Linked DNA regions of Homo sapiens: region 2 is linked to region 1. Evidence: read pairs that join two places in POLR2A ChIA-PET (ENCODE). Cell type or tissue: GM12878. All regions are shown on one strand. Each heading gives the region's core, and the rest is flanking DNA. Links, peaks and the distances in the headings are about the cores only.

Evidence for each region. ChIA-PET counts read pairs that join two places held together with the same protein. Peaks named below come from ENCODE experiments on the same cell type or tissue, not always from the same donor. Only the 100,000 strongest peaks of a DNase experiment are listed, where the experiment ranks them.
Region 2: POLR2A ChIA-PET joins it to region 1 with 7 read pairs; 8 of 35 experiments call an interaction of 5 or more read pairs at or near these places.

What each region holds. Positions count from the first base shown.
Region 1 is chr19:14,000,256-14,004,636 of GRCh38, forward strand. All of the region lies in intron 1 of RFX1 (regulatory factor X1), which reads right to left. Among named protein-coding and RNA genes, the nearest start is that of RFX1, 3.9 kb to the right of the region's middle. In GM12878, for the core only: no CTCF peak of the experiment used is centred there; a DNase peak (open chromatin) is centred at 2,385; H3K4me3 peaks cover 1,180 bases; H3K27ac peaks cover 1,637 bases.
Region 2 is chr19:13,927,220-13,931,600 of GRCh38, forward strand. It overlaps CC2D1A (coiled-coil and C2 domain containing 1A), which reads left to right. Exons shown (of 29, transcript NM_017721.5): 22 at 1-46; 23 at 674-811; 24 at 905-969; 25 at 2,160-2,223; 26 at 2,315-2,441; 27 at 2,859-2,935; 28 at 3,023-3,070; 29 at 3,156-3,660. The coding sequence ends at 3,176. PODNL1 (podocan like 1) reads right to left here. Exons shown (of 10, transcript NM_001370095.3): 10 at 3,968-4,381. Among named protein-coding and RNA genes, the nearest start is that of PODNL1, 9.0 kb to the right of the region's middle. In GM12878, for the core only: no CTCF peak of the experiment used is centred there; no DNase peak of the experiment used is centred there.

The DNA.
Region 1 (4,381 bases), core at 235-4,234:
CGGGCGGATCATTTGAGGTCAGGAGTTTGAAGCCAGTCTAGCCAACATGGCGAAACCCCGTCTCTACTAAAAATACAAAAATTAGCTGGGTGTGGTGGTGTGTGGCTGTAATCCCAGCTACTCAGGAGGCTTAGGCAGGAGGATCGCTTGAGTCTGGCGGGGCAGAGGTTGCAGTGAGCTGAGATTGTGCCACTGCATGCATACAAACACACACATACACATACACATACACACACACACACTCGCACACATCTCCTAATGACTGGGCGCAGTGCTCACATCTATAATCCCACCACTTTGGGAGTCCAAGATTGGAGGATCACTTGAGCCCAGGAGTTCAAGACCAGCCTAAGCAACAAAGTGACGCCTTATCTCTATAAAAAAGTGAAAAAATCAGCTAGGCATAGTACCCGACACCTGAAGTCCCAGCTGCTCGGGAGGCTGGGGTGGGAGAATCACTTGAGCCCAGGAGTTCCAGGCTTCAGTGAGCTATGATCACACCGCCACACTCCAGTCTGGGCAACAGAACAAGACCCTGTCTCTTTAAAATATATCCTGGACAGGCATGGCGGCTCACGCCTGTAATCTCAGCACTTTGAGAGCCCAGGGCAGGAAGATTGCTTGAGGCCAGAAGTTTGAGACCAGTCTTAGCAGCATAGCCGAGACTCCATCTCGACAAAAAAATTTTAAAAATTAGGTGGGCGTGATGGCGTGTGCCTGTAATCCCAGCTACTCGGGAGGCTGAGGTAGAATTGCTTGAACCCAGGAGGCAGAGGTTGCAGTGAGCCTCTCTGCAAAAACAAAAAAAACAAAAAACAAAACAAAACAAAAAAATGCTGCAGATCCATTCCTGCCTCTCATGGCCTCGGCCCCACCTCTTCCTCCCACCTGGCATGCTGTCCCCACCGCCACCTTCACGGCTGGCTTCTCCTCCTTATTCAGGTCTCAGCTCGTACACACTTCCTTGGGTCTGAAGGTACCCTCAAGCACATACTACTATTTTATTTGCTTCCTGACACTGTGTTTCCCTGTTGAGTTTATTTTCTTTCTTTTTCGTTTCTTAGAGACAAGGTCTCACTCTGTTGCCCAGGCTGGAGCACAGTGGCACAATCACAGCTCACTGTAACCTTGAATTCCTGGGCTCAAGTGATCCTCCGGCCTCAGCCTCCACAGTATATGGGAACGCAGGCCTGTGCCACGACACCTGGCTAATTTTTAAATCTTTTTAAGAGATGGGGTCTCGCTATGTTGCCCAGGCTGGTCTCAAACTCCTGGGCTTAAGTGATCCTCATGTCTCAGCCTCCCGAAGTGCTGGGATTACAAGCATAAGCCACTGAGTCTGGCTGGATTTATTTTCTTCCTCCTAGTTCCTCTTCCCTCCCTGACTGGAAAGGTAAGGGCCCCACAGGCAGAGACCTGGTGGGCCTGGTCTCTGTCTCAGCTCCTAGAAAACTGACAGGCAAGGCCGGGAGCAGTGGCTCACGCCTGTAATCCCAATATTTTGGGAGGCTGAGGCGGGCAGATCGCCTGAAGTCAGAATTTCAAGTCTAGCCTGGCCAACATGGTGAAACCCTGTCTCTACTAAAAATACAGAAATTAGGCTGCTGCGGTGGCTCACACCTATAGTTCCAGCACTTTGGGAGGCCAAAGCGTGTGGATCACCTGAGGTCAGGAGTTCGACACCAGCCTGGCCAACATGGTGAAACCCTGTCTCTACTAAAAATACAAAAATTAGCCGGGCATGGTGGTGGGTGCCTGTAATCCCAGCTACTCGGGAGGCTGAGGCAGGAGAATCTCTTGAACCTGGGAGGTGGAGGTTGCGGTGAGCCAAGATTGCGCCATTGCATTCCAGCCTGGGCAACAAGAGAGACACTCCGTCTCAAATAAACCAAACCGAAACAAAACAAAAATGAGCCGGTCATGGTGGCGGGCATCTGTATTCCCAGGTACTCGGATGGCTGAGGCAAGAGAACTGCTTGAACCCAGGAGGTGGATGTTGCAGTGAGCCAAGATCGTGCCACTGCACTCCAGCCTGGATGACAGAGTGAGACTCTGTCTCAAAAAAAAAAAAAAAAAAAAATTAGCCAGGCATGGTGGCAGGCATCTGTAATCCCAGCTACTCGGGAGGCTGAAGCAGGAGAATTGCTTGAACTGGGGAGGTGGAGGTTGCGGTGAGCTGAGATCACGCCACTGCACTCCATCCTGGGCGACAGAGTAGGACTCTGTCTCAACAAAAAAAAGAAAGAAAGAAAGAAAAAAGAAAAGAAAACTGACAGGCAAATAGTGGGGGTTTTGACTCTTACTGTCCAGGCAGCATAAATGATGCACCAGAACACACTGCTAGTGAGCATCAAAGGCAGGTTCCAGTCTATCAACTGCTGAGACCGTGTGAGAAAGTTACTTCCTGCCACAAGCCTGCTTGTGCTACAGAGCCAGGCAATGCCTTCTGGTCCAGAACAGGCCTGGGAAGCAGGTGGGAGAAAGTCTTTCTCGCCTAGGAAGACCACGTCCTGTACAGCTGCTATTGAAGGCAGCATCTCTGCGGGCGGGGCAGCCTGGCCATCCCCTTCCCTGAGATGCTCAGGTACATGACAGAGGAGAAGGGTGAGGACCTCGGCTCCAGAGACGCCATTCCAAGCTCCCCACCGTTCCCACAATGTCCACATCCCCGCTCACCCAGCTGCCTCCTGGAAGGCTTGGGACTGTGTCTGGGCCTGAGCCCAAGTAGCATTTTGTGTGTGTGTTTTGAGACAGTCTTGCTCTGTCACCCAGGCTCAAGTGCAGTGGCACGATCTTGGCTCACTGCAACTTCCATCTCCACGGTTCAAGGGATTCTCCTGCCTCAGCCTCCTAAATAGCTGGGACTACTACAGTCATGTGCTACCATGCCCGGCTACTTTTTGTATTTTTAGTAGAGATAGGGTTTCACCGTGTTGGCCAGGCTGGTCTCCAACTCTTTACCTCAAGTGATCCACCCACCTTGGCCTCTCAAAGTGCTGGGGGAGTGAGCACCCAAATTGAGCCACTGTGCCCGGCCAGGATTTTTCTTTCTAGTGACTCTCCTAAAGCCAGAGAACAGCCATTCAGCAGCCAGGGGAGTGACTTTCCCACTACAAACTGGATCCCTGGTATCCAGCTTCCTGGATCCCTGTCATCGACCCACACAGCCCAGCAAGCGAGAAGCAAGTCAACCTTTAAAGCCACGAGGGCTCTCACTGGATTCAAAATGATAAAAATAAAAGCCAACGGTGTATTTCCGAGGGTTGAACAGGAAGCGACAATCACCGTAACAGCAGAGGCTAACATAACTACATTAGCAATTACTTTGTATTTAGTTAGTTTCAGCAATTCCTATGTATTTGATATTCAACAGGTATTATTTTCTGGGATCCATAGCACAGAAACATGAGATTGAAAGGACTACCAAGGATTACTGCCCCTAGATGAAAGGAAGGGAAACTGAGGCCCAGAAAACTTAAGTAACTCACCTAAGAGCACACAGCTAGAAAAGCTGACTGTTTCAAGTCAGCTTCAAATCACCCTAGTGTTCTCTTCCTAGTCAAATGACTCCTCAGGCCCTTCATCTGTAAATGTAACTGGTGACTGAGGCAGTCAACATGACCAGATAATTGGTAACATCACTTTCTGCTCAGTTAGCTTTTTTTTTTTTGAGACAAGTCTCACTCTGTTGCCCAGGCTGGAGTGCAGTGGCCTGTGATCTCAGCTCACTGCAACCTCCGCCTCCCAGGCTCAAGCAATTCTTGTGTCTCAGCCTCCCGAGTAGCTGGGATTACAGGCATGTGCCACCACGCCTGGCTAATTTTTTTAGAAACAGGGTTTCACCATGTTGGCCGGGCTAGTCTCAAACTCCTGACCTCAGGTGATCCGCCCACCTCAGCCTCCCAAAGTGCTGGGATTACAGGTGTGAGCCACCACGCCCAGCCTGCTCAGTTAGCTTTTTTAAGAAGGGCTAGCCGGGCGCGGTGGCTCACGCCTGTAATCCCAGCATTTTGGGAGGCCGAGGCAGGTAAATCTCGAGGTCAAGAGATCAAGACCATCCTGACCAACATGGTGAAACCCCGTCTCTACTAAAAATACGAAAATCAGCCGGGCATGATGGCGAGCGCCTGTAGTCCCAGCGACTCAGGAGACTGAGGCAGGAGAATCACTTGTACCCGGGAGGCGGAGGCTGCAGTGAGCCAAAATCAAGCCACTGCACTCCAGCCTGGCCACAGAGTGAGACTCCGTCTCCAAAAAAAAAAGTGCTGATGATCCGTCTAGCAACTTGGCATTTCTAGCTTTTTTGTTTGTTTTACTGAAAATTAATCTCCACCTGTCCTAACTTTCAAAGAGTCCCTGCCTCCTCTAAAAAGGGCCAGGC
Region 2 (4,381 bases), core at 199-4,198, 73 kb before region 1:
GCTGGATGCACTGGAGATAGCATGTGAGGTCCGGGAGATCCTTGAGGTGAGAGGTGGACATTCATCCGCGTGCTCCGGTATGGCCATGCTACTCGTTAACATTATTAAAACACTTCCTGCCTTGAGCCCTCTATGAGCCTGTCTGTTGACCCAGCCCCTCCCCTCAGAGCCTCAGACCTCCCTACTGCCCAGCCCTAAATACTTGCAGTACCCCACTCCATTATGATCAACTGGTATCTCAGCCATACCATGGGCTCATATTTTAGAAACCACTCTTGGCCAGGCATGGTGGCTCATGCCTGTAATCCCAGCACTTTGGGAGGCTGAGGCGGGCAGATCACGAGGTCAGGAGATCGAGACCATCCTGGCTAACATGGTGAAACCCTGTTTCTACTAAAATACAAAAAAATTAGCCAGGCATGGTGGCGGGCGCCTGTAGTCCCAGCTACTCGGGAGGCTGAGGCAGGAGAATGGCGTAAGTAAACCCAGGAGGCGGAGCTTGCAGTGAGCCCAGATTGCACCACTGCACTCCAGCCTGGACAACAGAGCGAGACTCTATCTCAGAAAAAAAAAAAACCAAAAAAAAAAACCAGTCTTGTTCTCCCTTGTCCTGGCCCTGGGCCTCTAGTCACTTCCTGCTTCCCACCAACAGTTTCTCCTTACCCCCACCCAGGTCCTGGATGGTCGCCGGCCCACAGGGGGGCGACTGGAGGTAATGGTCCGGATTCGGGAGCCACTGACAGCCCAGCAGTTGGAGACGACGACAGAGAGGTGGCTGGTCATTGACCCTGTGCCGGCAGCTGTGCCCACAGTGAGACCCCCCACCCCCACCCATCAGCAACCCCAGGGAGGGAAGCTTGGTTCAGGGGCCCAGGACTCACAGGACTGGTTCTCTCCTCTGAAGCAGGTTGCTGGGCCCAAAGGGAAGGCCCCTCCTGTGCCTGCCCCTGCAAGGGAGTCAGGGAACAGGTAGGTATCTGGGCCAGGGCATGCTGGAGAAAACACCCAATTCCCCTCTCAGCCCCACCTGGACAGTTTCCCACCAGGCACAAATTGGACCACGTCCCTCTCCTGCTGCAAAACCTTTCTTGGCACCCCTTTTCCCAGAGGATCCAGTTTAAACTCCTTGGTTTGGTCTTTAAAACCTTTTGTGATCTGACCATTGTCAACATATCCAGGCTTCTCTCTCCCTACTCCCTCCTGTGGTTCATGTCCATGAATAGTTTTCACTGGCCTCTGGACTTCTGTGGGTTCCAGTGCCCTGAACACCCCTACCTAGGGTAGGGGTGTTCCTTGTTCCTCTGCCCACCTCTGATTCCTTCTTTGGATCCCAACTTGGCTGTTACCTCCTCCAGGAAGCCCTCCCTGACCACTAGGCATCATAGTTTCCTGGGTGTGCAGCCATCATCCCCGCTAGGTTTTGGGATCAGTAACACCGGGTGGTTCTCGGCTGTCTCCCACCATACCCCCAGTGCCCAGTGTGTCTTTTTTTTTTTTTTTTTTTTTTGAGACAGAGTCTAGCTCTGTCGCCCAGGCTAGAGTGCAATGGCGCGATCTCAGCTCACAGCAACCTCCGCCTCTGGGGTTCAAGCGATTCTCCTGCCTCAGCCTCCTGAGTAGCTGGGATTACAGGCATGCGCCACCACACCCAGCTAATTTTTCTATTTTTAGTAGAGATGGGGTTTCTCCATGTTGGTCAGGCTGGTCTCGAACTCCCGACCTCAGGTGATCTGCCTGCCTCGGCCTCCCAAAGTGCTGGGATTACAGGCATGAGCTACCATGCTCGGCTTTTTTTTTTTTTTGAGACAGAATCTTGCTCTGTCACCCAGGTTGGAGTGCAGTGGTGTGATCTCGGCTCATTGCAACCTCCAGCTCCCAGGTTCAAGCAATTCTTCTGCCTCAGCCTCCCAAGTAGCTGGGACTACAGGAGCACACCACCATGCCCAGCTAATTTTTTTTCTATTTTTAGTAGAGACGGGGTTTCACCATATTGGCCAGGCTGGTCTCGAACTCCTGACCTCATGATCCACTCACCTCCGCCTCCCAAAGTGCAGGGATTACAGGCGTGAGCCACTGTGCCCAGCCCAGTGTGTCTTTTGAATTAACAGGGTTGGGCTGGGGGAATCTCTGCAGTCCCTTATCCTTCCTCCACCCCTTAGATCAGCCCGGCCCCTGCATAGCCTCAGTGTGCTGGCGTTTGACCAAGAGCGTCTGGAGCGGAAGGTGGGTATCCATCCTGCCGGGCTACATGGGGCAGGACTGGGGAGTCTGCAGGCCCAGGCAGGATCCTCACAGGACCCTCTGTATCCTCTAGATCCTGGCCCTCAGGCAGGCGCGGCGGCCGGTGCCCCCAGAAGTGGCCCAGCAGTACCAGGACATCATGCAACGCAGCCAGTGGCAGAGGGCACAGCTGGAGCAGGGGGGTGTGGGCATCCGACGGGGTAGGGGTTTGGAGATGGGCATCTGGTGGGGGAGGAGCTCCAGGATAGGCATGGGGGGGGAGGTGCTCAGGGATGCATATCTGGTGGGGGAGGGGCTCGGGGATGGGCATCTGGAGAGGGAGGGGCTCGGGGATGGGCACCTGGAGGGGGAGGGGCTCGGGGATGGGCACCTGGAGGGGGAGGGGCTCGGGGATGGGCATCTGGAGAGGGAGGGGCTCGGGGATGGGCACCTGGAGGGGGAGGGGCTCGGGGATGGGCACCTGGAGGGGGAGGGGCTCGGGGATGGGCACCTGGAGGGGGAGGGGCTCGGGGATGGGCACCTGGCGGGGGACGGGCTTGGGGATGGGCACAGTCCAGGAGGGTTGTGGGCAGTGAGGCCCCACCCTAAGCCTCCATTCCCCCGCCATCCATTCTCAGAATACGCAGCCCAGCTGGAGCGGCAGCTGCAGTTCTACACGGAGGCTGCCCGGCGCCTGGGCAACGATGGCAGCAGGGTGAGCTGGTCGCGGGCCGGGTGGGCACTGGGCAGCGGGCAGGGTGGGGCCTGCAGGGACTACCTGCTGAATGCCCATCCCCCACAGGATGCTGCAAAGGAGGCGCTCTATAGGCGGAATCTGGTAGAGAGTGAGGTAAGCAGCTTAGGAGATGGGGTGGTTGGGGGATCACTGTGGTCGTAGCCCACCTCCATGACCCCAGTGGCCTCCTCTCCCCCAGCTGCAGCGGCTCCGCAGGTGAGGAGCCCATGGGGCGGGCAGCCCCCAGAAAGCGGGCAGCAGGCCCCGATACCGGGAAGAGCCGACACAGCCACGAACCAGACAAGCAGACAATCAGCGGACAATCGGTTCTGGACTCACCCCTCATCCGGGCCCCCAGCCCCGCCAGAGCCTCCGTGGCTGCGGGTGTTGGGAACCATGCCTGCCAGCCAGTATGTGCCCCTCACCCAGGCCTGGCTGGGCCCTGGAGAGTCCTGTTTGCACAGCCCAGGGGTGTCCGGCCTCTGGCCCGCCCCGGAGCAGGGAGGGTGGCTGGGGCCAAGCCCCGAGGGCCCCTGCAAGCACTTTACTTCCTGTTCCTCCCCAGCCTTAACCCCAAAGCCCTCCTGCACCCCAAAGAAGCCACTGAGGCTGGCCGAGCCACACTGTCTCCCCAGGGGCGTCGACCTGGCCCAGCTGGGTCCCCAGGGCCAGCACATGGAATAAAATAGCCAGGGCCACACTCAGCCCAGCTCTGTCCTGTCTGTTTCTTGCTCAGACCCTCGGTGGCCAGGCTAGGTCTTCCCACCCACCCCCCGGTTCCCCTGGAAGTGGATGGGGAGGCGCCTGTTAGGGAAGCAGTTTTGGGGAGGGACAGTGTGCTTGTGAAAGGTGCTTTTTTTTTTTTTTTTTAGAGACCGGGTTTCCCTCTGTCACCCAGGCTGCAGCGCAGTGGCACAATCAGCTCATTGCAGCCTCCGACTCCTGGGCTCACATGATCCTCCTGCCTCAGCCTCCTAACGGATTACAGAAGGGCACCACCACACACCCAGCTTGAAGGATGCATTTCATTCCCATGCTTGCTGTGGGGGGGGATACATGTGAGGGTCCCTATATCTGTCACCCAGTGTTTTTTCAGTGGGTGGCCTTGGGCGTCCCTGCAATCACACGTGGCTAGGTCGCACAGGGTGCTGTTTGGTGACCCCAGTGTGTGCCTCAAGACCTCAAAATTCAGTCCTGACCCACTTAGCATCCCAGAGCCTCAGTTTCCCCAGCTGGACTGGTTGTGGGGAGGAGTCCGTGGACAGAGCCCCCAAAGGGTGCCTGGTCCGTGCTGAGTGCTGGAAGGGTTTGGCTTTATTGTTGCTGCCTCCATCTGTGTTGGGAGTTTGGGGTAGGGTGTGTCCCGCCAGGCCGGCGTGGTCTGTGAGCCTGGAGTATGCCAGCTGTGTGCCTCTGTGTCTCGGC